Regions from separate parts of the Homo sapiens genome. Here region 2 is linked to region 1. The links are chromatin loops, found by intact Hi-C in ENCODE. Cell type or tissue: IMR-90. All regions are shown on one strand. Links, peaks and the distances in the headings refer to the core of each region. The heading gives the core; the rest is flanking DNA. Region 1 has its middle 290 kb from the start of LINC02377. Region 2 overlaps LINC01256 (long intergenic non-protein coding RNA 1256).

What was found. Peaks named below come from ENCODE experiments on the same cell type or tissue, not always from the same donor. Only the 100,000 strongest peaks of a DNase experiment are listed, where the experiment ranks them.
Region 2: it touches region 1 in a loop (4-fold over the local background); 10 of 110 quality-filtered maps call a loop at or near these places.

Annotation. Positions count from the first base shown.
Region 1 is chr4:131,088,570-131,096,923 of GRCh38, reverse strand. No RefSeq gene overlaps it. Among named protein-coding and RNA genes, the nearest start is that of LINC02377, 290 kb to the left of the region's middle. In IMR-90, for the core only: a CTCF peak has its summit at 4,814 (motif pointing left); no DNase peak of the experiment used is centred there.
Region 2 is chr4:132,611,130-132,619,483 of GRCh38, reverse strand. The region is part of intron 1 of LINC01256 (long intergenic non-protein coding RNA 1256); the gene reads right to left. Among named protein-coding and RNA genes, the nearest start is that of LINC01256, 24 kb to the right of the region's middle. In IMR-90, for the core only: a CTCF peak has its summit at 4,588; no DNase peak of the experiment used is centred there.

The DNA.
Region 1 (8,354 bases), core at 334-8,333:
ACTCTTAACCACACTTTATTGTTTTAAAATGTTAGCATTTATTATATAATTACTATAAGCCAGATACTGCTGTAAGAACTTAGGGAATTGTGATTTATCCAACTCCACAATAAACCAATGAGGTAGAAGTTAATAAAATCCCCCTCAAGAAGTGAAGAAACTATGGCATGGAGAAGGTAAATAATGTATTAAATGTTGATTGCTGGAAATTAGCAAAGTTAAAATTCTCAATCAACAATCTGGCTTCATAGAATTACATCTTTACCATGACACTAAACTTAGTTGCATGCAGTTTAAGTGAATTTTACTGGAAAATTTTTAAAGAAATGTAGCTAAAATGCCAATAGAAATAATTGAGTCACAATTTCAGCTTAATGTATCTTCTGCTCAATTTTTTTGTAAACCTAAAGTTGCTCTAAAAAGTAAGATTTATTAATTTAAATTAAAAATACCTGGATAATGTATACAATGAAAAAATAATTAATTAAATAATCACCTCTTTCTTTCTCTTACTTTTTTCTCATTTTTTCTCTCAGTCTTCTTCATTTTAATCTCGACGACACAAAAGCATCTAACTACATGCAATTAAAAAGAATCCATATTTGTTTCTAAAGGATACAATGTTAATTATATGTTCTCCTAAGTTTAATTTTAATTGTACTAAAAAAAATCTTAACATTTTGAATATTTATACAAGTTAGCTATATTAAATAAGTTTTTAATTTAAAAGGTTGAGTGTCTTTAAAAATTTTACATTAATGACAAAAGTGTAAATCAGTTACAGTGGAAATATTTAGATTTGCCTAAGTTGCAGGGCACTAAATACAAGACATTTAATGTTATTTTCAATTATTTGTCACAGTTAGAGGACTAGGCAGTTTTTTTTTTTTTTTTTTTTGAGACAGTCTCGCTCTGTTGCCCAGGCTGGAGTGCAGTGGCCTGATCTCACCTCACTGCAAGCTCCGCCTCCCGGGTTCACACAATTCTCCTGCCTCAGCCTCCCAATTAGCTGGGACTACAGGTGCCCGCCACCAGGCCCAGCTAATTTTTTTGTATATTTAGTAGGGATGGGGTTTCACCATGTTAGCCAGGATAGTCTTGATCTCCTGACCTTGTGATCCTTCCGCCTCGGCTTCCTAAAGTGCTGGGATTACAAGTGTGAGCCACCATGCCCTGCCCGATTTCTTTCACCATTTATAAATGCAAAGTTAAAGTTAATGCTGTATAATAGTGTATTTAAGAAAGTTGGGCACTTTTGTTATTTTCCTTTACTATTTTCTATCTTAGATATGATAAAAATGAGACATTCCTAAACTCAAATCACATAATTAGTAATACCTTAAATATCTAAATTAATTGTAGTGTAGATAGTTAACTGGACGCTTGAATTGACCTTAGAGCAATATTAAAATTATAATTTATCTATAATTATTTTTAATTTTTAGCTCCCTCTGTAGCCTGTAAACATTATCAGATTGGGCACTATTACCATTTTGCTCACTAAATAAGCATTTTTCTAATTAAATGCTTCTTCTGTTTATTTTTACTAGAAGGTGTTACCATTATGTAGACATAGGAGCAGACCTATTGTAATATTTAAATAAACAAATAAACTAAAAACTAGGTATGCCAGTTAAAGACATCAGATGTCCTATGAAATTACATATAATTGTTTTGCTATTAACTATAATTTACTAACTATTTGGACATCTACAGTATCAAAGAGCAATCCCTGATAAATTATTAGGATTCTAAATTTCCTAAGTATTCCCTTCATCTTCAGTAGCAGTTTGGATTCTCTAAGTATACTGTTTAAAATAGTTTATGTGATTGAGAATGGACAAGATATGGAGTATTAGATTTGTTTCCCCACTCTAGGTTTTATATACAAGCACCTTTGTTTTGGAAAAAATACATCAAAAATAAAATTATTTTCCAGTTCTTCTTTGCTCTTTCCTGACAAATGTAGAGAGTATCACCTCTGTGTTTTCACAATTATGGGTAGACCTTTCACTCCTCGCAACCAATGAGTTACACTGGAAGGATGGTAAAAAAGGGTTCATAAAAATTATATACAAATACATTAAAAGTTTTAAACTAAAACATACTTGATACCTTGTACTCTGTTGACTATTGTTCTAAAAAAATTAATGCTCACCTGGAACCTGAGAATCTGACATTATTTGGAGATAGAGTCTTTGCAGAAGTAATCGAGTTAAAATGAGATCCTACTGGATTAATATAGGTCCTTATCCAATGAATGATGTCTTTACAGAACAAGGAAATTTGGATAGACACAGGGGGAGACGGCCATGTAAACATAGAGGCTGAGATTGGAGTGAAGCAACTTGAAGCCAAACAAAGTCAAAACATGAAGTCAAACGATAATTAGGGGAAAAACATGTAACCCATCCTCCCTCAACCTGTAGAGTTGACACAACTCTGCTGACACCTTAATTTTAAATTTTTAGCCTCACAATTTGTGAAAGAATGCATTTCTGTTATTTTAAGCAAGCCAGTTTATGGTGGCTGGCTACAGAAGCCCTTATAAACTGATGTAGTACTTTATCAATCACTTGGTAAGTTATTACTAGTAACTGATAAATTATAAATTATATTCATTTATTAATCTCTATAGCTGTATTTTTATCTTTTATACAGGTCACGGCATTTTCTTTTTGTATGGGTAGTCTTCTCAGAATTTACCATCACCTTGTCTACATAAAACACTAAAAATATGTTCTAACTATAATTTCAATTACTTTTTTTAAAAAGGTAAGAACTTAAGGTGTAAAAAAATGCATATTAAAGATGTTTCTAGATTTTTTCTGTTTTAAAAAACTATATATTTCTACCATTTTAAAATAATTATAGTTAACATTACTGTTTCTACTAAGACAAGTATTTTTAACCAACTTGCCTTTTTAGTCTCTGCAAAAACTTAGTTATACTTTAATTTTTGAACTATGAGAACACATGGACACAGGAAGGGTAACATCACACACTGGGGACTGTTGTGGGGTAGGGGGAGAGGGGAGGGATAGCATTAGGAGATATACCTAATGCTAAATGACAAGTTAATGGGTGCAGCACACCAACATGGCACATGTATACATATGTAACAAACTTGCACATTGTGCACATGTACTCTAAAACTTAAAGTATAATAATAATAAAAAAACAGCAACTCTCTTTTTGCTCACTTTTTTTCAATAATCAAATTATATAATTATAACATCAAGTTTGACTGTCATAAATAGGCTTTGGAACAAACACAACTGATTCTTAGCAAACATGCAAGTAAACTGGTAGGAGTATAAACTCGAGTGTAGCACATACAATATGCCTTGGGCATCGGTCAATCTGTTCTACAAAGGAAATATAGATCTTTGATGTTCTTGGAAGAAGATTATGTAAAGGTGAGTCAGAAGAGTGACTCCTATATCTTGTGTCTGTGTTTCCATGGGGATAGCAACACCTGTTCATGTGCCTCTCTTTACTACTGAGTGTGAAGAAAAGGAAGAGACTTCTACCCTACCTATGAAATACCATGGATACCACTGCACCTAAAACATAGTAAATGTTCACTCAAATAGATATAAAATAAACATATTAATAACCTATAAATGAATAGATAAAATCATCTACTTAGAATAACCTACTAAACACAGTGGTCGTTATTTGAAAACAGTTGTTAAGGAGGGATTTTTGAAGAAAAAAGTGTTTTTCCCCCTTGCACACATTACATACAGATGTGAATACATGCTGTAGGAAAATCTCTGTCACAGACTTAGTGAAACAGAACAGAGCTCATAAATTTGGGTTTTTCTCTGTTTGAAGAATAAGAAAGTGTAAGAAAACAAAAAATTAGAAAAATTTCAGGAGTCTTTAATACTGACAAAGATTACTTTAGTAATATTAATAAAGCAATGCTATAATTTGAATTGCTCAGAATTATTAAAACTAACCGTAAGGCTATAACCTGCTTATTTGCACTATGTGATTGATGCTCTTTTATATTTTATAGTGATAGCTCCTGGGCAGAAACCTTTGTCAATTAAGACAAATTACTGTGCCTCCTGGATTTCTCTTTTTATGTCTGTCAGCACATTATATCTTTATGGCCAGCATTTATTTCTGTAGGAATATTGTAGCTCTACCAACTTCAACTTTAGAGGCATCTCAGACCATCTAAATAGAATTCAAATAGTCCAGAAAGAACACTATTTTTCCCAAAGAGTTATCTGATCCATGTGTGATTTTATGGAAGAGATTTGAAAGTATGTCTTGCTTTCTTTAGGATCTTCCCCGAAGGCAGATTCACTAAAGTGTTTAAAGAGATTCTACTCTCATGAATTAAATCTTTATATTTCTAGAAAAGAGAGATTGATGGTCAAATATTTTTTTCTTTATAACAATTTATTAAAATGTTGGTTAAAAGTGTTCTTTAAATTGAGACATTATTGATAAATTATTAAAACTTCACATATTATATGTCAAATTAATACTTCAAAGTCTAATAGTAAAGTGAAAGATTCATACATTAATGTGTCAACAGTGTTTTCCTTCACCTGACAGCCCCCAACACCAAAATTATATAACCTTAAATAAAAAAAAAAAACTAAAACTGAACCATAAAATATTTACAGTTTACATATTCTTTTCAGTTTTCTTTTTGGAAATATGTGGCATCAATGCAATGAAGTATTAAGAAAAGTTCAATGAGAAAGCTTTATTAAGATTACCATTTTTAGCATGGCTAATGGCTATGATCTTAAACTGTTAAGTAGTTCCCCATGAACTCTTAAAGAGCTATGCTGCCATCTATTGACAATGCAAATGTCTTTTAATAGTTATTAAGTATATGGTGCAAGAAAACACATTTTTAAATAAAAATAATCTGTATTTGGAAAGTAGGTGTTTTTAAAAAATCCTTTGTATGGTAAATGGGTGATATTCAAAATTATAATACCCTATTTTTTCTTTCAATATGGAAGGCTTATTAACAAATTATATTGTACTAGCAAATTTGCTGAATGTTGCAGATATTTTAAAGCACTACAAGCAAGCAATCTGCAAGAGTTAATGTCTTAACTGTAACTGGGCTTATGCATCACAATATCGTTATGCCGTATTTACTACATTGAATTTAATGGGATTAGCATGCATTATTAGGAATGTAAAACATCGTTTTAAAAAGGTAAACAAGACTCAGCAAAATGGCTATTTGGAGAAGGATAATTAAAAAGAATGTATGATAAAATAATATAGACACAAAAGCATGTTTACTGTTCACGATGTTTTACAATAAGGTGAAAAGCACCTGTATTTAATGTCTGCTGAAGCAGAGGCTTCCTAAAGAGAGCAAGAGAGAACTGTATTTGGACAGTTAGAATTTAAATGGTTAAGCTTCCTTTTTTTTTTCTTTTTTCGAGACGAAGTCTGGCTCTGTCACCCAGGCTGGAGTGCAGTGGCCCAATCTCAGCTTACTGCAACCTCCACCTCCTGGGTTCCAGCAATTCTCCTTCCTCAGCCTCGCAAGTAGCTGTGATTACAGGTGTGTGCCACCACGCCCGGTTAATTTTTGTATTTTTAGTAGAGACGGGGTTTCACCATATTGACCAGGATGGTCTTGAACTCCTGACCTCAGGTGATCTGCCTGTCTTGGCCTCCCAAAGTGCTGGGATTACAGGCGTGAGCCACCGCGCCCGCTGGTTAACCACTTTGAATGCAGGCTATATACATATGTTAGAAGTCCTTCTGAAAAAAATGTTCTCCTCTTTTTCTATTGAAATATTTAGTGGTTTTTAGTAACAGGATGCTAAATGAAGAAAATGTACATAAATATACCCCCTACTTCTACTCTCATAAGTGAGGAAGAGCAGGTTATTTGCCCTTCCTAATGGGAAAATACAATTCCCATTGACTAGGAAAAGTGCTTGACAGAACATTGGGGTTTGAAGGCTTTCTCGGTCTTGGATCCTTATTTTAAGATCTTAGTGTGAGGCTATGGGTTGTTAATGAGAATTCTTAGATATCCTTTGAGGAAATTATCATCATTACCTATCTGATTGGGACAAGTTTACACTAATCAAAATTTGAAAACAGAAGTCATGGAAAGAGGGAAATGGGTTGGTAAATTAACGTCAACACACCCAAAGGAGCTATGTGTTTGTGATGGAGCAGCTAGACTGGAAACCTTTCTGGACTCTGCCACTCTAACTTAAAGTTCATATTCCATTCAGTCGTGTTTACGTATGCAAAGTGAATTAAAAGAGCTATGACTTTGCACTCCTATGTAACAAAGACATTGCTATAGCAGCAGACAAGCCTCCAATACTAGACAGATAGATGTTGTTCATCGCCAACTGGTGACAGTGGCTAGAGAGGGAGAGCTCAAGTGCTACAGGACTTGTCTAAGCAGGATACACAAAAATCCTAAAGTTTTTTCAAAGTTGGAAAAAGTAAAATCCCTTCTCAACTTTTCCCTACCAAAGGCTGACCAACTCTGGATAAAAGGAAATTTTGGTACTTTTTAAGTTTGCTATTCTTATGTTTTTATCCTTTCTTCCCCATTCACTATACTGCCTTTTTGGGGGCAAGGTTGGAGTAAGGAAGGAGTAGGGCAGGGAAACTCTTACTTGACTAGCACATAGGTAATTCAGTGTTGTTTTACTCTGGATAATTCTAATTAAAGCTCATTTTATCTCTCAGGTTTTCTTGGGTGCTTCTTGCAATTATGGGAGTGTAGCAAGTGTGTCTTTTGGCTTAAGTAGTGTTTCTTCTTGAACTGGCTTCTTAATATTGCCCCTCAAATTCTTTAGTTATTGATGTACTCAAGCCTTTTTGGGTGTGGGTACCATCACCCTCTGATACCATTGATACCATCCAGATCACAGTTGTCCCTTTTAAAGCAACTATAGGCTGATATTGGCATTGCAGATAAGCATCAGGTACTTCAACCAGTTCTGGATAATCACATAACATTGACCTCCTATCCAAGGTAGAGCAGGTAATTTGCAAATGTAACCATCTATCCTGTTGCAACAGGCTCATTCCATAAGCATCTCACCCTTTACTTTTTCACTTTTTTTCAGGAGAGTTAGCCACTAGCTCATAGTTTCACATATGATCCAGGACACATACAATATCTTCAAAACCTAAAATGAAGAGTCACTACTCAGCAACCCTCTCCAACCTGAGATGGAAGAATGTTTTTAAAAATAGCACACTCTCTTCAAAGAAACGCTCCAGCTTCCAATAATCTAAACTCTTGCACCATCAAATTGTCGATGGATTAAGAATTGCAAACTGGTTTTAAAGATCTCTTTAAGTATTCTGCATAAAGCATGTAATAATTTAATTTGGAATCTAGGAGCCCATTTATTTTATTTTTGGGTTTTTTTGTGGCCTAAAAATAAAATAACAAAACAACAACAACAACAACAACAACAAAACCAGAGTGTCATTTCGAGATGCTGACACCAGAGTAGAAGGATGTCAGACTAAACATTCTATGATGTTCCACACTGGAAATATGGATACTAAGGTGAAGAAGATTTATGTATATCAGGTATTAAATTATAAAAATAAGAGTATCATGGACACACTCACCAAATCTTTGTATGTTATAGTTTGCTTGGAGGAAACCATCTAAATCTTGAGAAATCAAAATTTTGAGTCAAACCTTAGAACCACATAGTATAAATGTAGAACATAGGAAGAGTTATCATTTGTTGCATACTTACTCTATGTCAATTTTTATGTGCTAATTTGGTATATTAAAATGATTTCATTGAGTAATTACTACTATCTTTACTTTGTGTGGAAAAAAAGACATGAAGCTTAAAGAAATTATTCTTACTATGTCCATTAAAACATAGCTGCTAAATGGTAACTGGAATTTGACAACAAAGACTAGACTTTTTCCATTTTCTACTTTCTGACTTCAAGAGTTGTTAGAGAAGGTCCTGATAAGTTCTAATGATATTAGATATATTGTTGGTTATGGCTTTGATAAAATACAATAAATATATGTTAGATTATTGAAAGGAGCAAGAATGATTCACATTTGCTATTTGCCTTCTGAAGTTGTTATCTAAAGGAGTTAATAAAGTTTTCCTATGACATAATCTATAATTATAACCTTAGAGTCAAAATCCTGATATCCTATAGACTTGAAAATATACAGCTATCCATGTCCTCTAATTTCTACCCTTGTGAGTGATGGCTTTGCCCCTGTAAGACTGCATCAAGAAAACCAGTAGCCAGAATATAGGAATACACCAGGTTCTGAATAGCTAGGTTACAGGAAATGTGTGTTTATCATATTTACAAATCAGCATTACTAACAT
Region 2 (8,354 bases), core at 166-8,165, 1.5 Mb before region 1:
GATCATGGAGTAGATTCCCCCATGCTGTTCTCATGATAGTGAATGAGTTCTCATGAGATGTAACAGTTTAAAGAGGCACTTCCTCACTCTCTTTCTTCTGCCATCATGTCAGATGTGCCTTGCTTTCCCTTCACCTTCCACCATGATTTTAAGTTTGCTGAGGCTTCCCCAGCCATGCAGAACTGTGAGTAAATTAAACCTCTCTTTATAAATTGCCTAATCTCAGGTAGTATCTTTATAGCAGTGTGATAATGGACAATAACAGAGAATTGGTACCAGGGGTGGGTCAATAATACAAAGATATCCTGAAAATGTAGAAGCAAATTTGGAGCTGGGTAATGGGAAAAGTTCAGAACAGTTTGAAGGACTTAGAAGACAGGAAGATGTGGGAAAGTCTGGAACTTCCTAGAGATGTGTTGAATGGTTTTAACCAAAATTCTGATAGTGATATGGAAACTGAATTCCAGAATGAGGTGGCCTCTGGTGGAGATGAGAAACTCATTGGGAACTGGAGCAAAGGTCACTCTTGCTATACTTTAGTAAAGAGACTGACAGAATTTTCCCCCTGCCTTAGATATCTGTGGAACTTTGAACTTGAGAGAGATGATTTAGGGGATCCAGCAGAAGAAACTTCTAAGCAGCAAAGCATTCAGGATATGAGCTGTTTTTTTCCTGAAAGCTTATAGTTATATGCACTTACAAACAGAAGTTTCGAAATTGGAAATTGTGTTTAAAAGGGAAGCAGAGCATAAAAGTTTGGAAATTTTGCAGCCTGACCATGTGGTAGAAAAGAAAAACCCACTTTCTGAGGAGTAATTCAAGCTGACTTCAGAAATTTGCATAAGTAAAGAGAGGCCAAGTGTTAATCCCCAAGACAATGGACAAAGTCACAAGGGCATGCCAGAGATCTTCAAGGTAGGCCCTCCCATCACAGGCCCAGAGGCCTAGGAAGATAAAATGGTATTGTGGGTGCGGCCTTGGGCCCTGCTGGTGTGTGCAGCCTTGAGACTTGGTGCCCTGCATCCCAGCCACTCCATGGCTAAAAGTGGCTAAAGTGCAGCTCAAGCCATTGCTTCAGAGGGTGCAAGCCACAAGCCTTGGTGGCTTCCACATTGTATTTGGCCTGCAGGTGTACAGAATATAAGAGTTAAGTTTTAGAAACCTCTGCCTATGAAAACACCTGGATGTCCAGGCAGAATTTTGCTGCAGGGGCAGAATCTCTGCTAGGGCACTGGGGAAGGGAAATGTGGGGTTAAAGCCCCCATACAGAGTACCCACGGGGGTACTGCCTAGTGGAGCTGTGAGAAGAGGACTACCATTCTCCAGACCCCAGAAAGTTAGATCCACAGACAGCTTGCATCGGGTGCCTGGAAAAGCCACAGGCACTCAATGCCAGCCTGTGAAAGCAGCAGCTAGGGCTGTACCATGCAAAGCCACAGGTGAAGAGCTCCCCAAGGCCATAGGAGTCCACCCTTTGCATCAGCACATCCTGGATGTGAGACATGGAGTCAAAGAGGACATCATTTTGGAGCTTTAAGATTTAGTGACTACCTAGCCAGGTTTTAGACTTACATGGGGTCTATGACCCCTTTGTTTTGGCCAATTTCTCCCATTTGGAATGGAAACATTTACCTAATTCCTGTGCTGCCATTTTTTCTTGGAAGTAACTAACTTGCTTTTGATATACAGGTTCATAGGTGGAAGGGACTTTGTCTCAGATGAAACTTTGGATTATGGACTTTTGAGTTAATGCTGGAATGAATTAAAATTTTGGGAACTGTTGGGAAGGGATGATTAGCTTTGAAATGTGAGAAGGACATGAGATTTGGTAGGGGTCAGGGGTGGAATGATACAGTTTAGCGCTATGTCCTCACCCAAATCTCATCTTGAATTTCAATCCCCATGTGTTGAGGGAGGGACCTTATGGGAGGTGGTTGGATCATGGGGGTGGTCCCCCCATGATCTTCTCATGATAATGAGTGAGTTCTCATGAGAGCTGATGGTTTTACAGTGTGGTACTTCCTTGCTCTCTCCCTCCCGCCACCATGTAAGGTGTGCCTTGCTTTCCCTTCACTTTCCACCATGATGGTAAGTTTCCTGAGACTTCCTCAGTCATGCCTAACTGTGGACCAAACCTATTTTCTTTAAGTTACCCAGTCTCAGGTAGTATCTTTATAGCAGCGTGAGAACAGACTAACACACTAATAGAAATCTACTCTGTGCATGTGAACAGTGTATGTCATAAAGTTAATGTTCTTTAGAAATGGTAGACTGTTGAGGAACTGAATTATACAATAGGGAGAAAGAGACAAATCATTAATCAGTCTTGTTTATTATTATTATTATACTTTAAGTTCTGGGGTACATGTGCAGAACATGCAGGTTTGTTACATAGGTATACACATGCCATGGTGGTTTGCTGCCCCCATCAACCCGTCATCTACATTAGGTATTTCTCCTAATGCTATCCCTTCCCTACCTCCCAACCCCCGACAGGCCCCAGTGTGTGATGTTCCCTTCCCTGTGCCCATGTGTTCTCATTGTTCAACTCCCACTTATGAGTGGGAACATGCAGTGTTTGGTTTTCTGTTCTTGTGTTAGTTTGCTGAGAATGATGGTTTCCAGCTTCATCCATGCCCCTGCAATGAACATGAACTGATCCTTTTTTATGGCTGCATAGTATTCCATGGTGTATATGTGCCACATTTTCTTTATCCAGTCTATCATTGATGGACATTTGTGTTGGTTCCAAGTCTTTGCTATTGTGAACAGTGTAGCAATAAACATAGGTGTGCATGTGTCTTTATAGCAGAATGATTTATAATCCTTTGGGTATATACCCAGTAAAGGGATTGCTGGGTCAAATGGTATTCCCAGTTCTAGATCCTTGAGGAATCGCCACACTGTCTTCCACAATGGTTGAACTAATTTACACTCCCATCAACAGTGTAAAAGTGTTCCTATTTCTCCACATCCTCTCCAGCATCTGTTGTTTCCAGATTTTTTAATGATTGCCATTCTAACAGGCATGAGATGGTGTCTCATTGTGGTTTTGATTTGCATTTCTCTAATGACCAGTGAAGATGAGTTTTTTTTCATATCTTTGGTGGCTGCATAAATGTCTTCTTTTGAGAAGTGTCTGTTCATATCCTTCACACATTTTTTGATGGGGTTGTTTGTTTCTTGTAAATTTGTTTAAGTTCTTTGTATATTCTGGATGTTAGCCCTTTGTCAGATGGACAGATTGCAAAAATTTTCTCCCATTCTGTAGGCTGCCTGTTCACTCTGATGATAGTTCCTTTTGCTGTGCAGAAGCTCTTTAGTTTAATTAGATCCCATTTGTCAATTTTGGCTTTTGTTGCCATTGCTTTTACAAATCAAACCAATTGCTCAGCAATTTGCATAAAGGGAGGAGTTAGCTGAGACAGAGGTTGGACTGCTTTGGTATTCTGGAATATATGTCTGTATCACTTTTCCTATATGTTTTTGAAATAAAATATTATTTCCCCATTTTTTTCACTTCAGATTATACATGTCAATTATCTTAATATAGGAAAACTATGAATCTTTAAGTGAACTATAATTTTACTTTAGATTAATGAGTCTATGTAGAAACAAGGCATTAATTTAAGACACCCAAATCAATATATTTTGCAAGCAGGAAATTTTAATTTGGGGTTAAAAAATCCATAGAACATTTCTTTTTAGGTTATATACTAGTTTATATAGTTAGTTTTATAAAAAAAAAAAGGAAACTCTTGTAACTTTAGCTCATTTCCTCCTTAAAACTAATAATACTGAGAGAAATAGATGGCCTTTCTTGCTATCTATATTGCAACAAGTCGAATATATGCATATGGATATATATATGTGTGTGTGTGTATGTGTGTTTAAAAATGTTTACATGACTGTTCACTTTGAACAATATAAAGAATCATAATATAAATGACCAAAACTACACAAATAAAGTTCCGTTTAAGTAAAAATTAAGAAATAACATAGCTAAATCAGCAGGCTGGAAGTTCTTTTATCAGTGCAAATAAAACTGATGACTCAAAAGATGAAGGCTAAGACAAATATCACAATATGTGAGATACTATTGTATATATAATATTCTATTTACCAATGTTTCTTTCCTTTTCTGTATTTGAGAACTGAAGTGAGGGCTGAAATGTATCCAAATGTAATTATTTGGTATTTACATTTGTCTTACACTTATGACTATTATAGTCTGTTAGTAATAATAATAATAATGAAAACATATTTATTTTTGGCATCAATTATAACAGAGTATAGCCATTTTTCTCATATAATTCACTGTACAACTTTATACTATTTTCATAGCACAGTATTGATTATACATTTAAGAAATTATACTATACTATCCACATTCCTCACTTGGGAGATTATATAATTTCTGCAAAATGATTTTTAAGTGTCTGTGAAGCTACCAAAAAAAAACACCCTCTCTTTTCATTCCCACTTTTGCTTTAAGCAGAACATTCTATTTAAGGAGATATAGAAACATAACCAGAAAGAAAAATTAACAAAAAATTGTTCTTATAGTTCCAGTTGACTTCCACCAGGTGGCAGATATTCAATGGCATTTTTTTATTAACATTTTTTCATTTATAGTCTGTCTAAAGTGACTTAATGAAAAAGATGAATATTTGGGAAGGTTATAAACTATTTTATTTGAAAATGTCTATAAAATGTAGACAAAATTACTAAGTTTAGTAACTTAACTTTACTTTTTCTTTCCAATTTGCAGTGTGGTGGTGAACTCTTCAAAACAAAATTGTAAACATGCCATTTATCTACTTTTGTTTTCAAATTTTGATGCAGTATCATTTTTTACATTTTTATTATCACATTTAAACAGTGATATAATATTTTAGACTTATAACAGAATAAAATTTATTTTTTATATATCTATAGCTAGGTACAATCTTGCTGAAAGTGTTCTAATTGTATTAAATAAAACAAAATTACAATGAAAACATCAACATATATTTATTATTTCTGAAAATATTATAAACCAACTTCACTTTATAAAATTGTAAAGTGAATTATAATCTTTTAAAAAACTGAGGTTTTCTGTGTCATTTTCTAGTCAAATTCTTCTGTCCTCTATACTCCAGAGATAACCATTTTCAAAATTGTTGTGGTTATTATTCCTGTAAATTTACTTTTAGTTTTCCACAAATTTCTATCCCTAAGCAATATTTTGCTTAGTTTCACATTTTGTCTATTGATTTTGCTGTAAAGAATCATTTATAACTTATTTTTTCCCAATATTGAGTTCCTAAGTTTTGTCCATAGCAGCATATATCACTGCCGTTGATTTCCTTACATTAACGTAGAACACTGCCTGAATATTTATCTATTTTATAGTTGATAGATATTTGCAATGTTTTTATTTGCTTGCATTATACAAAGTGTCTATGTGTATCCTTGTTTGTTTCCCTCACTGCATGTGTACAAAATGTCGGAGTCATAGGATATGTATATCTTCAGTTTCTCAAGGTAGTTGAACAGATTTAAGTACCTGTTAGCAGTTTGTTTGTTTCACATCCTAGCCAACACTTGTTTTCACATTTTTAATTGCTGTTGACCTAATCGTTCCAATTTTTTGCTAAGATTGCTAATAAGAATTAGGTTATTTGTCTGCTAATCTTTTAATCTATTTCTACTAGATTATTTGCCTTTTTCTATTTAATTTTTATGTATTTCAGATATTAAAACTTAAGTAAATTACAGGCAATGCAAGGTTTTTTTTCCCAGCTTTTGCCCTTTCCCCCTCTGTGTTTCTAAATATAATAAACATTATTTAGAAGAATGGTTCTATGATAACATATCTTGGATTACCTGGTAATGAGCTGTTTGGAACAGGAGGGCCTTGACTGCAGCTTAGCAGGAGATTCTGTGCTTCGCTTAGCACCAGTGTGCAGGCTTCCACCACTGGCTATAACTGTCTACAGACACAGTTACTTTAGCAACTGGTTTTAACAATTGATTTTGTAAACTATGAACACCTAAGCTCAGATTGCCTAGTTCTCAAGCAGTCTTTTTGATATCAGGCCACTCTCACAGTCACTCATAAAAAGTGAAAGCCGTGGAGATGGGGCTCATGAAGAGATGCTGGTGAGTCCACTCTACTATAGCAGGGTTCTTCTAAGTTAATTCGCTCCTACCCAATATCATATCTGTGCAGCATGTCTAGAAATCAGGAAATTTAGAGACATTAGCAGTATTCATTACAAATACAACATCCTTTTTCCCCACTGGTGTTCACTCTCTTCTCATAATTGAGGTTTTTATATATTCTTGACTCTATTTTAGCCTTCCTCGTTTTCTTTTCCTCGTGTGATGTGCCTACCTATACAAATACTACACTCTTTTGAATTTTAGAGTTACAATATGATTTTATATGACAAGTTACTTTTTCTTTTAATGTTCTTTATTTAATTTTTTAAATTTCATACACTCTTTTAGACAAATTGCTATTCTTCAGTTTTGTTGGCTTTAGAGTTTAGAAACAGGTAACAGGATTTAAAATTTTTAATATAAATCAATGGTAGATAAAGGGAAGCTACTCAATAGGGTCCTCCTGGGTTCAAAGAGCCTGTTATAGCTGCATTCCCAGGGAAGAGGCCTAAACAGCCAATGTAGGATAATGCAAGTTTGGAACTCCATTTACTGGAAAAAGAAATACTGATAGCTGCTGAAATACTGTCTCCTTGTACTGTAATGAATCATAAGATGATTTGACTATAATAATCAGAATATAATAGACTTGAACAATTCTCACGAGGCTGCATATGTTATCTAATCTGTACAGCATGATTTAGAGAAGTTTATAGAAGTTTACCATTTTCTGCCTGCAATTTTCTTTCTTCCAACATCTTCAATTTTGTCAATTTAAAAGTAACAAAATATCCAGAAATGTATATGGTTGTATTTCAAGGAGTAATGATGTGTGAAAAATGGCACATTTCTCTTTATGTAATTATGCAAAACCTTGATAATATTTAAAATATTTTCACCAGTGTTTTTTAGGTGTATTATTTATACTAAGAAGTAATTATTAACATTAATATTATAGTTAATTGTGGTAGTAAGTGAATTTGAGTACTAATTTACATGAACAAAATTTATATACCAATATTTATTAGTTTTTTTAATAAACCCAGTTCTGTAGAAACATCATTTTTACTAATTTAACATTATAACATATTGTACAATAATGTTGTTTTCTAATTTCCCTCAACATTAGTTATCATCTCTATATTTTCAGTTAAGTCTCCTATAACATAAGCAGCTGAAACAGAAAGCTTTTGTTGAAATGTAATTTAATATTTGAGCACAGTGTTTTAAAGGTGTGTGTATTTTTTTAAATGGAGTTGTTTGATATTAACATTGCAATTCTATTGATTGGAAATAGCATTAAAAATTTACCTGTAATAGTCTATTTAGTTAAGTAAGATACAAAGAGTATTAGAAAGTGATAGCTTAGATATGTAGAAAAACATACAGGTTGAGTAATTGATGAAAAATGAAGGTAAAATGTATTTTCAGTGAAATATAATTAAAATTTTAAAACCTATTTTATATCTTCTGAATTAAATATTGTTAAAATATTTATCAATAATAAAAATTAGAAAATCATGTCTTAATTCCCATACATTTCACAAAGAGCAATCACTGATTTTATTTGAAATATTTTTAATGGAATAAGCTTAACATAATGAGAGAATGCATGGATATATGCAAGGAAAAGTGCTTCAGTAAGTTACATTTAAGTGAGAAAGGACTTTTGATATTAAGAATGAAATAGAATTCTTGTCCAGTTTTATATTTTTGAGCTAGTTTGTACTATCAGTTTGAAAAGTGTGTTTGGAAAATGTCTCCAATGTAAGCTTTTATTTCATAACCTTCTCTATTTAGAAGAAGACTATGTTCACAAATATTTGTAGATATTGAGAATCAAAGAAGTAAATGTGTCTATAGGCAATAAGAATTACACTTTTCTAATTTTTTATTGAACCTGAAGTTTCCATTGACTACATTATGTTCTTTACATTTGTCTCCCCAGTGGACTCTACTTTACCTTTAGATCTTAGGGGAAATATATAGATAGATATAGGTATATAGATGTAGATATACACACACACATACACATACCCCACTGCCTATTATCATATCTTTAATATACTATTTATTTGTTTTCAAGTAATAGTGCACTAGCATTTGTTTTGTATGTCATAGTTTATTATTATTTTAGAGTATGTTCTTTCTACACAGTTAACTGAAAGACAGCCTCAAGCAAGTCCTTCAGGAGGTATTCCAGAAGA